2 separate regions of the Homo sapiens genome follow, and region 2 is linked to region 1. A link is a loop called in an ENCODE intact Hi-C map of the cell type or tissue named here. Cell type or tissue: A673. All regions are shown on one strand. Each heading gives the region's core, and the rest is flanking DNA. Links, peaks and the distances in the headings are about the cores only.

Evidence for each region. A loop is a pair of places that touch in the nucleus more often than their neighbours do. Peaks named below come from ENCODE experiments on the same cell type or tissue, not always from the same donor. Only the 100,000 strongest peaks of a DNase experiment are listed, where the experiment ranks them.
Region 2: it touches region 1 in a loop (2.6-fold over the local background); 1 of 110 quality-filtered maps calls a loop at or near these places.

Annotation. Positions count from the first base shown.
Region 1 is chr11:100,227,407-100,235,430 of GRCh38, reverse strand. All of the region lies in intron 16 of CNTN5 (contactin 5), which reads right to left. Among named protein-coding and RNA genes, the nearest start is that of ARHGAP42, 460 kb to the left of the region's middle. In A673, for the core only: a CTCF peak has its summit at 3,948; DNase peaks (open chromatin) are centred at 4,110 and 4,230.
Region 2 is chr11:100,116,089-100,124,112 of GRCh38, reverse strand. The region is part of intron 13 of CNTN5 (contactin 5); the gene reads right to left. Among named protein-coding and RNA genes, the nearest start is that of ARHGAP42, 570 kb to the left of the region's middle. In A673, for the core only: no CTCF peak of the experiment used is centred there; DNase peaks (open chromatin) are centred at 2,592 and 4,722.

The sequences.
Region 1 (8,024 bases), core at 1,447-6,446:
CAGAGAACAGCTGCCTTCAGCTATTCTCCCTGAAGCTATGCAGAGCCTTCCAACCTTTCAGAAGGCCTGCTCCTTTCCCTATAGTTTCTCCATCACTCTGACTGATCTCCTACATCACATGACAGTAAATTACTACTCAGTATTCAAAAGGCACGCCAAAGCAGTCTAGGTGACAGTCACAGGAAACAGAATGCGTTCAGAAAAAAAAGTCTGATTTTAGATGTGTCTGTACAAAATATATAAATAAATGGGATGATTTTTCCAAACAATTCAAACAAATGAACAGATACAATGTACTTCCAATATTTTGCTTAATATTTGTGAGTTTAAGACCATCTTTTTTAACATTAAAGGCCATTTTGTTTTGTTTTCATGACACTTGGTATAATTTACAGATAAGTAGGCAAAAACAACAAATATCAAAGAGTTAAAGAATTTTAGCAATGGGAATGGTCAGGCACATTTTCAGGCATGTGGGAGTTTTGGTTTTGCCCCAGAATTGGGGCAATTGCAAAAAATTTAAAAATGAGAGAATGAGAAGAGATTATGCAGAAAGAAGTCTATCGGTGCTCAGTTTTCCTGGTGGCATTTTATTTAGAAGTCCTTCTTCTTCTTTTTTTTTTTTTTTTTTTTTTTTTAAATTCTGGGATACATGTGCAGAATGTGTAGGTTTGTTACATAGGTATACACATGCCATGGTGGTTTGCTGCACCCGTCAACCTGTCATCTACATTAGGTATTTTTCCTAATGCTATCCCTCCCCTAGCCCCCAACCACCCCCACCCTGCTGGCAGGCCCTGATGTGTGAATGTTCCCCTCCCTGTGTCCATGTGTTCTCATTGTTCAATTCCCACTTATGAGTGAGAACATGTGGTGTTTGGTTTTCTGTTCTTGTGTTAGTTAGCTGAGAATAAGGTTTCCAGCTTCATCCATGTCCCTGCAAAGACATGAACTCATCTTTTTTTACGGCTGTATAGTATTCCATGGTGTATATATGCCACATTTTCTTTATCAAGTCTATCATCGATGGGCATTTGGGTTGGTTCCAAGTCTTTGCAATTGTGACTAGTGCTGCAATAAACATACATGTGCATGTGTCTTTATAGTAGAATGATTTATAATCCTTTGGGTATATACCCAGTGATGGGATTGCTGGGTCAAACGGTATTTCTGGTTCTAAATCCTTGCAGAATCACCACACTGTCTTCTACAATGGTTGAACTAATTTACACTCCCACCAACAGTGTAAAAGTGTCCCTGTTTCTCCATATCCTCTCCAGCATCTTTTGTTTCCTGACTTTTTAATGACCACCATTCTAACTGGCATGAGATGGTATCTCATTGTGGTTTTGATTTGCATTTCTTTATTGACCAGTGACGATGAGCTTTTTTTCATGTTTGTTGGCTGCATAAATATCTTCTTTTGAGAAGCGTCCATATCCTTTGCCCACTTTTTGATGGGGTTGTTTTTTTCTTGTAAATTTGTTTAAGTTTCTTGTAGATTCTGGATATTAGCCCTTTGTCAGATGGACAGATTGCAAAAATTTTATCCCATTCTGTAGGTTGTCTGTTCACTCTGATGATAGTTTCTTTTGCTTTGCAGAAGCTCTTTAGTTTAATTAGATCCCATCTGGGCATGGGCAAAGACTTTTTGACTAAAACACCAAAAGCAATGGCAACGAAGTTCTTCCTTTCTAGCAAAACCCATGGCACCTAGATAAGAAGTCCCACAAGATGTTCTGAGGAAGTAGTCAGTAGAATTTACTATTTTGGATGCATGGCAAGATATGGGCCATCAGAGGAAGTTCAGACTTTTCAGTAAGGTTTGTGGTCATTTAGGCCAAGGTGTAACATAGAAAGTCATTACTAATACTATTGTCTCATGGTCATGTGGTCAAAGATTAGTTACTTTTAGAGGATTTGTGAATGTGAGACCTATCCTTAGAGATAGATGGTAATGACAAAGTGCTGTCTTTACAAGCTAATGTAGAATATCTTCATTCTTTCTTGGGCTACCAAATGACAACAAATCCTTAAGTTGCGGTGAGTATATCATCTTGATAGAAATTCTCTGACTCCTAGGCAAAGTTTGTCACGCCATTCTCTTGTTTCTTACAGTACTCCTTTCTTTCTTCCTCCCTTTTACCCTACTCTTTCCCTACCTCTCTCTTTTTCCTTTTTTTCTTCCCTTCCACAAACATGTATTATTTTTCAGGAACTATAGTGTATCAGAAACTAAATGGTTCTAGGGGATATCATGATCAATGAAATTGAAACAATCTGGCAATTGACAGTGGAAGGCAGTATAGTAATTTAAAATGCTGGTCTGCCTGGAGTCTACTCACTATTCTTCTACTTGTTAGTGACATTCAAACATTTTGTGGTTTAACATAGAGAGGTTTAAGTGACATTCTTAAACCTCTCTATGACTTCCTTATCTTCAAAATGGAACTAAAAATAGTACGTTTTTCATATTGTTTTTATGTGATATGCTAAATAAAGTGAAATAATTATTATAATATGGAGCCTTTAGTGCAGTGCCCGACATATAGGAAGAACCTGATAAATGTTAGCTATGTTTATTATTAGTAATGAAGCTGATGGTCAGAGAGCAAAATGTGCTGCTCATACATGGGTAACAGCACATCTCACATTATGCTGTAAAAAGATGTGTTTTTCCCTAAAATAAAGTTGTTCATGTTTAGCTAGATCATAGCTCGATGCCTGCCACATACTATGTGCTCTATAAATGTTTGATGAGTAAGTACTGAATGAACGAAGGGATAACAAGGTTAACATTAAATGACTTACACAAAGTTTCACAACTAGTAAGAGCTTGTGGGTATGTGACCCAGTCTGTTGGACTTAAAAGCCAAGGATTTTCTTAAGATTCTGCGCTACCTTTCACACATAATTGCTTGCATCTCTCCATCTACCATAATTTGGTTATTACACCCATCATTCCTCTGAACTTGCCCTTGCCAAGGCCATCATTTACTTCCAAGTTTCTTAATTCACTGATATGTGAATTGGTTCGTATTTCACTTGGTTTTGACACTGTTGTCCATTTTCTCCTTCCTCTATTTCTCTTGTCTCTTTGTCCCCATGATTTATATTTACTTGGGTTTTCACACAGTAGCTCTTGGTCTCTGACAGCAACTTCACATCTCCTTTTCAAATTCCTCTTCCTCTTCAAAGTTAATGTTTCTCAGCATTCCATTCCAGCATTTTCCCCTTCCTATGCTTCACAGACTCTTTGTTTTGTTTTTTGTTTTTTTTGAGACAGTCTCACTCTGTTGGCCAGGCTGGAGTGCAGTGATGCAATCTCGGCTCACTGCAACCTCCCCCTCCCAGGTTCAAGCAATTCTACTGCCTCAGCCTACTGAGGAGCTGGGACTACAGGTGTGCACCACCATGCCCAGATAATTTTTGTATTTTTAGTAAAGACAGGGTTTCCCCATGTTGGCCAGGCTGGTCTCGATCTCCTGACCTCAAGTGATCTGCCCACCTTGCCTTCCAAAATGCTGGGAATACAGGTGTGAGCCACTGTGCCTGGCCTTCACAGGCTCTTTAATTTAATTCCCACCCGACTTTAAAATGTGAACAATGCTCAAATCTGGATGTCAAGGCCAGTGTTTCTCTCCTGAGCTCCACAGCTACACAACTATTTGCTTAGAATAGAATAGAATGGAGAACCCTAAATGTTATTCCTTTACTACAAATCCACTTATCTCCACATCTTTCTGATTATATAAACGTGATCATGAATGACTATGATTGCATGATCATTCTCTATTAGGGGACCACAAAATTTATCTTCTAAACCAGGACAATTTTGAGGATAAAGGGGCCTCATTAATAACTACTTTGACACTCTAAGTATAACTTGGAACTCTGTTAGTCTAACTAACTAGAGTATACGGTGTCCCTCTGATGGGCCACTCAAGCATTGCAATTGGCAATCTTCTTTGCCTTCTCGTTCTCATTTTACATAACCAGTGGGCCATCAAGTTCTATAGATCCTGCCTCCTTCCTATCTTTTGAATATATACACACCCCTTCCTGTCTCTATTATTGCCTTTTATAAGACCCTTCTTATTTCTTGTCAAGATTACCGTTATTGTCCCATCTGCTTTATTAGCAAGCCACTAGTCACAGTGTCCTCTAAAACACTCAACATTTTCCTGAATGGTCTTTTTAAAGACACATCTTATCCTGTCCCTTTCCTGCTGTGATCCTTTGATGGATATGCATCACTTGTAGCATAAGAGTTAAACTCCTTCCCATAGCATCAGAAAGCATTTATTCCAATCCTGTCCCACCGTGTCTCCCTCTCGCACTCTAGAACTGTCCTGGCATGTGGTAAGCACTCACTAAATAGTGAATGAAATTGGATTTTAAAATACAAGCCCACACACTAAGAATTTATCTCCACAAACTTACACAGATGTGAAGTGACTGTATTTTTATATTAGGATGGATGTGTAAGAAACATAGGTTAAGTCTGTGGGACAAAATATAGTGAAATACAATTTCATCTTACAATTTATAAATCCAAATGTGTATTACATAAAACTCAGTTGATTAGAACTTTTCTCAAATTTGAAGAGTGAAGTCAGAATATTTGTTTCAAAATGGCAAAATACTCCCATCAAGAAACCTGAGAATGTCTCAGTCAGTTGACGGAGATATCAGTGCCTAAAAGAGTCTGGCTTTTGGCAGGCACTCAGTATTTGGGGGAATAAAATACAAGAGATTTAGTTTGTATTGATTGGTTGTCTGTGTGCAATGACAATTCATCTGTTTGCTCATTTCATATTTGCAGATATATATGTACATGCATGCAAACTGCTTTAATCATTTTGGCCAGTCAGATCACTTCAGGTAACTATTATTTCAATGAGCCAAACTAAAGCTGGTGCAGAAAATCTGAACATCTGACTGACAAAAAAATGTTACTTTTTTGTCAGTTTAAGAGTTCTACAGGTTAGCAAGCAACCATATGAAAAGCATAAGAGAAAAGAAACAACTGCTTTTCAGTGTCTAAAAGAAATTTTATAAGTGTCAATCACACTAATTAGAGAAAGTCTAAGATAGAAAAGTGATTGGTATAAGCTATTTAAATAATCCCATACAATAATAGCAATAATAGTGATCTAATATTTCTACAATAGTGCAGAATATTCCAATAAGAGATAGCGTGAATGAAATTAGCTTTTCTTTAAGAGGAAGGACATTTTATAGCTGTGTTTTATAGTTTTCAAAAATATTGAAAAATAATTATGTTAGCTGAATAAATTTTATTCTTCTCTAAAATATTATTTGCAAATGTATTTAGTATTAATATTAACTAGGATTAAAAAGTTATACTGAAAACATTTGTCATTGTCTTTTTGACTCCAAATACCAGCATATTAGCAAAACAAGCTTTGTTTTTCATAACTACTGGATTTTGTCTTTTTCACTGGAGACTCTCTTGCGTTCAAATCATTACTCAACCATGTGAAGGCTTATGCACTCTCCAAGCACAATAGGCTCTTACATATTAGATCAATGGTGGAAAAGGAAAACTACGCAACCTCTATGCTCCAAAGATGTTTGTGTTGAGTATTTGTGCATTTTAAAGCTTGGAAACATTCAGAAGTGGCCATATGCTAAAAATAGACATTTACATCAATTTAGAATCTAATTGGATCACAAGGGTAGTGCAGTGAGAGATGTGAAGATACAGCACATTAATACTGCTTTAACTCTCAAATAAACTAACAATATATTAGAAACATGCTCAAGGTTTTCACTGAGCTTTATTTTCCCATTGCATTTGGGAAAGTGATAGTACTTGCATCTTTTCCAAGGGTATAGGCAGAAAAGTCAAACTTTTCTCTCTTGCTAGTGAGAATCACTAAAGATTAGCACTTGGACAGAATTTGGAGATATTTAATCAAAGATTCCTAAATTAGTTTCTATCCAGGTAAAAACTGGTGTCTTCAGGTTACTTTCAACCATTTGAAACAAACAAACCAATAATACTTTACAACTAGCTAAAAGGTAAGTCAGCTTTGATGTTGGCTGGAATTAAATTATATAGTTTGGTAACATTATCTATCTTATGATGATAGAAGGCTTTGGCTGGAATTCAAATAGAAACATAAATTAGTGATTACATCAACACAACGAACAAAATCTTTCAACATATGACTCATGGGGTAAAATAAATATTTTGTGTGTGTGTGTAAAAAGCTAATAAACTGCTGATGTAGGCTTTGATATTCTAATTTTATAGATGAAAAAACCTTACTTTGTTGTGATTTGCCCCCTCTGTTTGCTAACATGCTTTTATTTCTGTAGATGAATATATAATTAGTTAGCGCTAGCTTCCTTGGTGTGTGAGCTGTGTAGTTCAAGATCTGCGAACTTGCAAGTTCGGGGCCCTGTGCTTAGATTAATGCCTTTCTGTCACTGTCTTGAAATTATTAATAATTTTGAACAAGGGGTCCTGTGTTTCCATTTGGCATTGTTCTTCACAGATTACATATCCAGCCCCACAGCTCTGCTTATGTTTTATCTTAGTCTCTCACTATTTCCTCTGTGACACTGAGAATGTACGCAGGTGAACTTCCATGGTACACCTCACCCTAATTCCAAAGGCATCTCACACTGGAGGACTAGAGGATGTAGAGCCAGCCGAGGGCTGAGACCTCAGCTTCCTCATCTCTCCACTCTGAGTGCCGACTTCAGTGCCCGACACAGAGCAGGTGCTGAATGAATAGGTGGGTGAACAAATGAATAGCAAATTATAAGCAAATACCTGTAGACTTATTTTATTGACAAAACGGCCAAAATTTTAATGATTTTACTTTTGCAGTGAAAAGTGGTTGAGTTGGGAGAGAGTAAAGTTAGATATTCAAGGAAATAAATAATTATTGGAAATAATAAATGGAACTGAATTGATTGGACAGATGAAGGAAGTTCAATTGAAAGACAGGTTGAAATCTGTTAGCAATAGGAAGTGATAGGGTGGGGTTCAAGGTGGATGGTTGAAAGCAGTTAGATGTCTCCCAACAAGTGACATCCTGAGCTTAATTCATTCGTTTCAAATTCAACTATTAATACACTTTGGATTCATCATGTAAGTTGTAATTCAGGAAGTGAAAATTGTTCAAGTTTGAGGAAAGGCTGTGTATTCAGAAGGACTCGAGAGATTATTGATTATTCTTTGACTATTCCCAAAGTTTCTTGACCTACTGTTTTGTACTAAGAAGCAGAGTAATACAAATAGAGAAGTTGTATGAGAAAGTGAATTTTTATCACTTCTTCTGAATAGAAAGATAGTGCTATCACTCCTAGTTACCCTAGTTTAGCTAAGCACATATTATTCTTTAGTTTCCTACCCTTATAATTACTTTAGAAAACATACTTCTAACATTAATTTCTATAAAATAAAATAACAAAAAACTAATATTCCTTTCTCCAGAGTCTTTTACTTTGTGTTTGATCACTTCTGATATTGTCTGGGAATACTGGTTCTTAACAATTTGTATATCCTCCTCAGTGAGATTATCTCTTACATATCTACCTCCCTTTCCTTAATAGCATGATCGAGTTCTACTCATCTTTAAAAAGGTTCCCTATAGCAGTATTTAGTCATGCTTTCTCTATTGTTATAGCACACTTAAGTGACTAAAATGGTGCACAGATGTCCAGGTGTGGCTTTAATTTCCTTTTATATTTCAGCAAAATAATTTTTTCTAACATATTCATTCTATTATGGTTCTCCAGATTATGCATGGTGCTGTGATAATGCTGGTTCACTGAATATTAAATTTGGGAAAGCAAGTGACTTTATGCTTCAGGTAATTATTTACGAAAAAAGCAATCTTTGGAGAAAGGTGATCATGGTGGAATAGAGGTGAATAATGGCACTGACATTCACAAGCAAAATGAGGAGAAAGTGCAAACGAGCAGTTGAGGAAAAAATAGTCCTTAAAGTAGTGAATGGGGAGAGTATCAGGGAACATTACTAC
Region 2 (8,024 bases), core at 1,649-6,648, 110 kb after region 1:
GAAATACTGAAAAAGATATTGACCATAAAGTGCTTAGCACAGTACCTGGTGCATGGTAAACACAAAATAAATATTGGCTATTTTTATAAAGAAGAACAAGAACTTTTTGGTTTATAAGCCCATTTGATATACCCTAAAGACATTCTTCTTTATTACCTAACAGCTCTTCACTGTAGGCTCAAATTAAGTTGATGATGACATAGTAATTTCCAAACTTTGTTTTATTCTCTAATATGATTTATAGCTAATAATTTTAAAAACTACCTTAACCCTAGTGAGTACTCAATAAATACTGGTTAACTCAATTTTATAGTAATATTTTTATAATCAATATATTTATAATCCACCGAACCCATTTAATTGCATTATAGTCATTCACTGTTATTAACTTTGAATATTAGTACTCAAAGCTAGATATCTTTTTCCACCCAATATCTTTTCTGTTCCTCAAAGCATTTTGAGTTGCAGAATTTGTTTTGATTCTTGGTTAGACTACAAAAACTGTCTTCATTTTCCTTAGGAGTTTGACTGATTAATGGTTCAATAAAAAATTTAGGGAAGACTTTTTAAATTAGCAAAAATGACTAATTTCAATATTTAGATGAATGATTGGCATTGTAATCAGTTAAATGACATCAAAAGGTTTAAACTAAAATGCTTTACATTACATTTGTGATTAGCATACAACTCACCATATTTATATTTATTCCACCTAGGAGGTAAAGATGTATTATTTATGAATTTGATTCCTCTTTCTGCATGGAATATTAAGACTAGACATATATAGAGATATAAAAGAAAGTGCTGATTTTTATCTAACAATAATAGAAAAACCTTGTGGCAAAAATATTTCATATTTAAAGGGTAGAAATTGTGATGGACTGATTTATTTATACTATTTCACAAATTTTAAAGCTGAATCATTAGTTTTGTTAGACTCCTAAAATATGAGACAAAGATGAGTACATTCTCCTGAAAAAAAAATAGTATCGGAATAAAAACTGTAGGAATATACTTCTGGTAAACTATTTATATAATGTTTTGGTCCTTAAACTATTACCCTGGAAGCAAATTCACAGTTCTGATTAATGTACTTCACTTCTCTCCCACCCCACATCTACACACACAGCAAATCAGTCAAATTATCTACAAAACATATTCAATAATTTTCCTTTGGATATTGCAAAAGCCTCTGAACTGATCTCTTGCTTACATCCTCATTGCCTAGAATCCATTCTTCCCACAGTAGGGAGAGTTAACATGAGTATGATAATATCAAACCTCCAGACACATTCAGGAAAAAATCCAAAGTACTTTTGTAGCCTAACCTGTAAGTTTTCCTTCCACTCCATGTTTTACCACCACTACCTCTTGGCTCTGACCTCCCCTCTGACAATTTTCCTTTCACTAACTACACCATCAGAATGGCCCATTTAGTAGTCTTCAAACACCTAAGCATACTCCAAATGGTTTTTCTCTGCTTAAGAGCATCCTCCCCAGACATTCACATTGCTCACGTTTCATTTTACTCAGATCTATGCTCAAATCTGACCTCTCCAGATTGGACTTCTTTGATTGTTAATTTTAGGTGTCATCTTGAATGGAATAAAAAAATAGCTTGAGAACTGGCAAGATATCATTTTGGGGTATGTTTGTGAGGGTGTTTCCAGAGAAGATTAGCAAGTGAGTCTGAGTGGACTGAGCAGGGAAGATCCATCCTTAGTGTGATCCAATCTGCTGGGCGCCTGATAGAACAAAAAGAGACGCAAGAGGAATTGGCCTCTCTCTCTCAATCTCTCTGCTGAACTTGGAAGACATTCTTCTCCTCCTGTCCTTGGACATCAGATTCTTTGACCTTGGGACTCCAAGACTTATACCATTCCACCTCCCCACCCCACCATCACCCCGTTCTCAGGTCTTCAACCTCAAACTGAGAATGACATCGTTGGCTTTCTTGGTTCTGAAGTGTTTAGATTTGGACTGAGCCTTGCTACTGGCATCCCAGGGTCTCCAGCTTGCAGATAGCCTGCCCTGGGACTTCTCAGACTCCATAATTTCATGAACCAGTTCCCCTAATAAATCCTCTATCTGGAAGAAATTACCCTAATAAATCCTCTCTCTCTTTCTCTCTACCCGTATACATCTGTCTCTATGTCTGCCTATCCATTCCATTGGTTCTCTCTGGAGAACCCTAAAACCCCTTCCCTGTTCATCTTTTTTTAAAATTGTAATTCTCTATCATTTTTAATACTTTTAATCTGCTCTATTTTTCTTCATAATACTTTCCTCTATTTTGCTTACTATGTTTTTTACTTGATTTTTGACTGTTTTCTCCCACTACAATGGAATCTCCATGAAAAGAAAACAAGAGACTCTCTATTTTATTCACTATTATTAGGTCCAGGACATCAATCAGTGCCTGGCACATGGTAAATACTGAAGGAGAACAGGAAATACTATTTCAAAATATGGCTCCCTGGTATAATGAATATTTTAAATTAAAGTCCTTTAGAGATCAACAGATGCTAGAAGAGACTTTTCACTTATCCTCTACATGAAGACCAGGCAGACCCACCAAGGAGAGGAACAATTGCCCTCCCCACCCCCTGCCCCCACTGTTTTTCAATCTTCTACCTCTCCCAAAGCACAGGCTGAAGTTCCCTTATCTGTCTACAGTCTGGTCACACCAAAGAAGAAAAAAATCTCCTCTATTTCCTTTCTTGAGTTTTCATTATCAAAACCCACATCACAGGAAGGAAGATTAAAATCTGTCTAAAACCTAGGCAGACTTTTGTCACAAAACATTGTCTACTTTATGGATCCAATAGTCTTGGTCCTAGACCATTTTATGTTCTTCAAGTCCATCAGTTCCGCCTAGAAGTAATTTATTGCTCCTTTTCAAAATTCCTCTTCTCCCCTCTCCTGTAAACTGTTTTGCCAGGATCCAAGCCCTCATTCTTTCTGTAACCTCCAGATGGTATGTAAGCTTCTGCACCCCATTGAGTGAGTTGGGTCTTCATTCTGAGGGCTCCCATGTCACATAAACTATGATCCAATACATTTGTATGCCTTTTTCTCCAATTAATCTGCCTTTTTGGAATGGGTTTTCAGCAAACTTTCTGAAGGCGAAGGGGATGCTTTACTTTCACCCCTACAGTACTGGAAAAATAAAATGTTTGTTGAAAAAAAATGCTGAATGATAGTCTATCGAATTACTTATGTGTTAAAAATACTAGATGCTATTACAATAAAATAAGTTTAAAATAAATTTATTTTTATTACATTATGACTAATTCCTTTTTAAAATAGTAATAGGGGATATTTATACCTTTCTTTCTCCCTTACTATCTTGATTAATATAGAGTCAACCATATTTATCAAAAATGGTGTAAAAATAAGCTTGTCACTTTTGACCCTATTATTTTATATAAAATCTACAAGTCTCCAAGGTATATTTGAAAATAAACCTTGTCTTCACTTTGTTTCAACTGTTTCTAAAATTCTTATTTTTTCTTCCCCCAAATCTATGGCTTATAATCATAGGTATTCCAGTTGTGAAAAACCAGGATTAAATGGATTAAACGTGGATTAAATGGATTATGATTCTTCTGTTGAATCATAAATCCTTTCATTTTTCCCATTTTTCTTGACTATACTAATACAGCTTGAACTTTTTTGGGTTGATTAATATCCTCTGAAACATGAAATTGAAGGAAAAAAAAGAGTCACTAAGTAGACTATTGATACTATGATCAGTTTAAATGAAATCAAATGAAGGAAATGACATTCTCTTACTAATTTAATGGTGGTGTAAATTGGATAACTTCCCCGGAGAGCAATTTGTCAATATGTATAAAATCCTTAATCACATGCTTGTTACAAAAATTCCAAGTAAGTAACTGGATGAGTAAAACAAAGATGCGTGCTTAAGTATTTCCATTTTAAAATATCCTATAATAGTGAAAAGTGAAAAACAACACATCTGGGGACTAAATAAGTAGCAGTGCAGGCATAAAGGAGATATTATACAATCATTAACATTTTGCTGTGGTTACATTAATTAATATGAAAATGACATTTCATATAATGTTAGGAGAAAAACATGCAAAACTGCATATAGATTATGACCCAGTTGTAAATATATCTATTTTCATATCATTAAATAATTTTTGTTTTGTAAAGAAAGGCACGGAAGTGTTAACTGACACCAATGTGCAGAACTCCTTTTCTTTTTATTTGCCTAATTCAGGCAGTTTAATAATCTCTAGTCTCATGACAATTTTTAGGTATAAACACATTAAGGGCGAGGAGTGATATCATCTAGCCTGACTCAGAGATAAAATTTGGAAATAAATCAAGTTTATCTTTGATCTCTTATCATCTGTCTTTAAGCATCTACTCTAGCTTTCCGTTTTTCTTTTCTTTCCCATTCTGCCCAAATCAGTCCTCACAGCAAGAAACCTACATTTCTATATTCTTCCATAATCTTCTAAAGTTGCTTATTAAATAGATACTGCCTTAGAATCATGGTGGGATTGTTCTTTTATATTTTATTCATTCTAAAATTACTTTTCTAGGAAATGCAGAAATCTAAAGGAATCATCCTTTAGGAAGTATTTTTGAGTAATTAATCTTGGACAGCTTAGTAAGAACTGTTTTGTTGTCTGGTTGCTGGTGAAGAGAAGTTGTACTTTGCCAAGTAGTAATTTACATGTAAATAGCAATCACCAAATAGCAACAAGAGCATAGCAATAATCATGCAGCTGTTTGCATATCATTTGCTTCTTAGGGACCCCCAAGGAGAAACATAAATGAATAACCATGGACAAATTGATCTATTTTGTTTGGCTGTAGTAATATGTGTTTCTAGCTTAACCTGTTTCCAGCTGAGAATACAGCAATCGTGTGTTTATGCTGCTGGACAATTCCAAACCAAGCCAAATAAAAGTTTAGGATAATATCTTCAGTGGCTGTTCTATGCCTCTTCTTTTTCACAAGAGGCATATGTAAGTGTTCCTTGGTGAGTGACATTCAAAGAATGTCTGGTATATTCTTTTTTGTTTTTTTTTTGAACCAGTCTTTTAAAAAGGAGACTAAAAGTTCACACTTTGACATGGTTAATGTAGAAAATGTACATGGCTTATGACGTAGAAATTTAAAATGCCAGATACAGGTTTTCAACTTTTTTCTAGGTAAACAATGTAATTTGAAAAATCCAAAGAACTTTATGTGAATAATGCTTTTTAGTTACTAAAAGCTATTCCCTTTCCCATTTTACAATTCTAAAGGAGAAATTTTTAACAATTATACATAAAAAATTTAAAAAGATGGGTATTCTTGAAAAGAGAAAACACATTCTATGCATTAAAATGGCTTATTGTACTCCCAAGCCTTTGATTATGGTCAATTTTGTCAACCTTTATTTAGTCAGGTAATTGTGTAAACCATAAAATATGACACTAATATAAAATCAATTTCCAAAATGAAAAAGATGTATTAGTTAAAATCCAAAGTAATTACAAATCCTCATTAACTCTGTACAGCTGAAGACAATAGATAAGTCTAAAATTCTGCCTGGCTTCAAATCAATTACTTGTTATTGAATAGTTTGTGAGCAGTAATTTATTATTGATTCAAAGAGTCATTTGCATTTTATATCAATGTCATTTTCTTATTTCTATGACCAAATAATAATAGATAGGCATAGTTAAAAGAAACTATAGTGTAACGAGCAGTACTGCCTTTCACATCTTTTTTTGATATTGATCACAAGAAATTCGGGATCACAGTAGAGGTTAGCAAATTTCATTCTGCTGTCATGAGCAACAGCCTAGTCCAAAGGTAGTGAGGGAATCTCCTACACTACCCCAACAGTGTACATTCAGAAATGTTATTAAAAAGTAAATTTAAAGTGGTTATTTTAAAAGCACATGATATACTCAAAAGTGATACAAATTTACTTAAAAATAAATACATATTTATCTCATACCATAGATTTGACGTTAGATATTATCTTCAATTTTGACAAATCTCTGTACATTATGTGTTATTATGCCCATTACATGGAAGGGAAAAAAAAAACAACTGCGAGGTTAAAAAAGTTAGAGAAATTTTCCCAGTTCGTGTTGAATTCACGACAGGAATCTGCTACACAGGCCAAATCAGTATCACAGAGTAAGTCAGGTTCTCCTATGTAAACTAATGAGACAAATAGCCCAAGATACATTATACATTAATGCCGTAGTGGAGAAGTACGGTATTCAATTGACTTATTCATTCACTTATTCAAGTAAATGTTATCCACTTATTGAATAACTAATAGTTGTTAAGTAAAATATAGTGTGTTGAAATAGAATGCCATTCTTTACAAAAAAAAAAATGCCCTGCAAAAGTTAGTGTACTGATTTTGCAATAACAATTTTAGACTTTCAGGTATTCTTCAGTCCTGTTATTCTTAAGTCCAGCTATTATGCCTGATACAAAGAGATTTTCAGGTGGTGAAGGTAATTTTTACCAGAGTGAGATATTGGAAGTGACCCTGTGGCAAGTGGATTAACATTGTTGAGCATATGCTATGTGGTAGACATTTTATATGTACTATTTCACGTAATCCTCCCAGAAACACTATTTTGCAACAGATACTATCAGGCCAGGAAACTTCATAGATTTTGTGTTCTGCTATTTTTCTTCTCATAGCAGAGTTCCATAACATAAATAAGACACTAGAAGCATAACAAGTGGCAGTTGGAAAGAGCATTATTTATTTCCAGTATTTTGCAAGACAGGGACTGAAAGTACAGGGATGTGGCTCAATCAGTGTCACAAAGCAGATCAGTGCTCAAGATGGAGTAAGAAATACCAGAACCCAGGTCCTGAAGTTATTCAAAAAATGCTTTTGAGTGATGGTACGTAGAGTGATTTTAATAGACACACAATGTTTTTGCCTAAAATCTACTTCCTTTTCAGAAGACAGTAGGTCCTTTTGCCAGGAGAAAAGAAACATATGCTTATTTCAGTATTTGCTTTTATTTTTTATTTTATTTTTTAACTGAATACAAGTCTAACCAAGCAAGCAAGTAGTGCTGACCATGTGACTTTGATAGACACATTTACTGGCTGGAAAGAAATCAGAGAAGCTGAGAATTTCTTCAACTCCTACCTGTGATGTTCTTTCAAGGCAGGCAATTCAATTTGCACTATTATCCCAAAAGAGCTTCTTGGGAGCTATTATCCAGTATTTCATTCACTTTGCTATATACCAATGCTTTCTCTTTATAGTAAGTTTAAATCTTTTATTTTACTTTTTTTTAAATCAACAATTCAAACTTGTAAGAAGAAATGTGAAAAATCTACATGTAAAATAATGTAAGACTTGCCTTTCAAAGATGAGATTAGTCAAGAATAATAGATTAAGAGGAAGAAAAAAGATATTATATTATCATTATACAGGTAAAATAAAATTGTAATAGGCAATTATATTTCTATTTGTCTCTCAGAAGCTATTTTTTATAACCTAGAAAAAAACAGGTAAGGAAACAAACTGGGTTTATACTCTTTTTTCTCTTTTTAGGTAACCAAGTTCATTAAAAAGTCTTTTTTTTTTTCTAATTCCCTCTGGTAATCAAGCCAGTAATCAGTGATACCTGAATATACTATGTTAGTACTCTTCTAAGTCCAATTTATAATCACCAAATTTTTTTTATTAGATAGGATATTTTCCATGCTCTACAGGTTGTTTTGCAAGTGACAATTACATAACATCAATATGAAGGCGACTTCTTTTTGCTTAACTGGTTTATTAATACATTTAGTTTTGCCCTCAGCAAGGTAAAATGTATTTTCTCTTTTATATAAAACTGCTGTTTGTTGAGTGAATTATGGATGAATTCTACTGACCCAGCAGTCAGAAGAACTCTTTCCTCTGCTTGCTGGTACTGATGGATCTCATATGTGACTTTTTGATATAAGAGCAATCCAGCCCCAGAGAACCTAAACTTGGGCCAGATGCCAAGAGTTTATTGCTA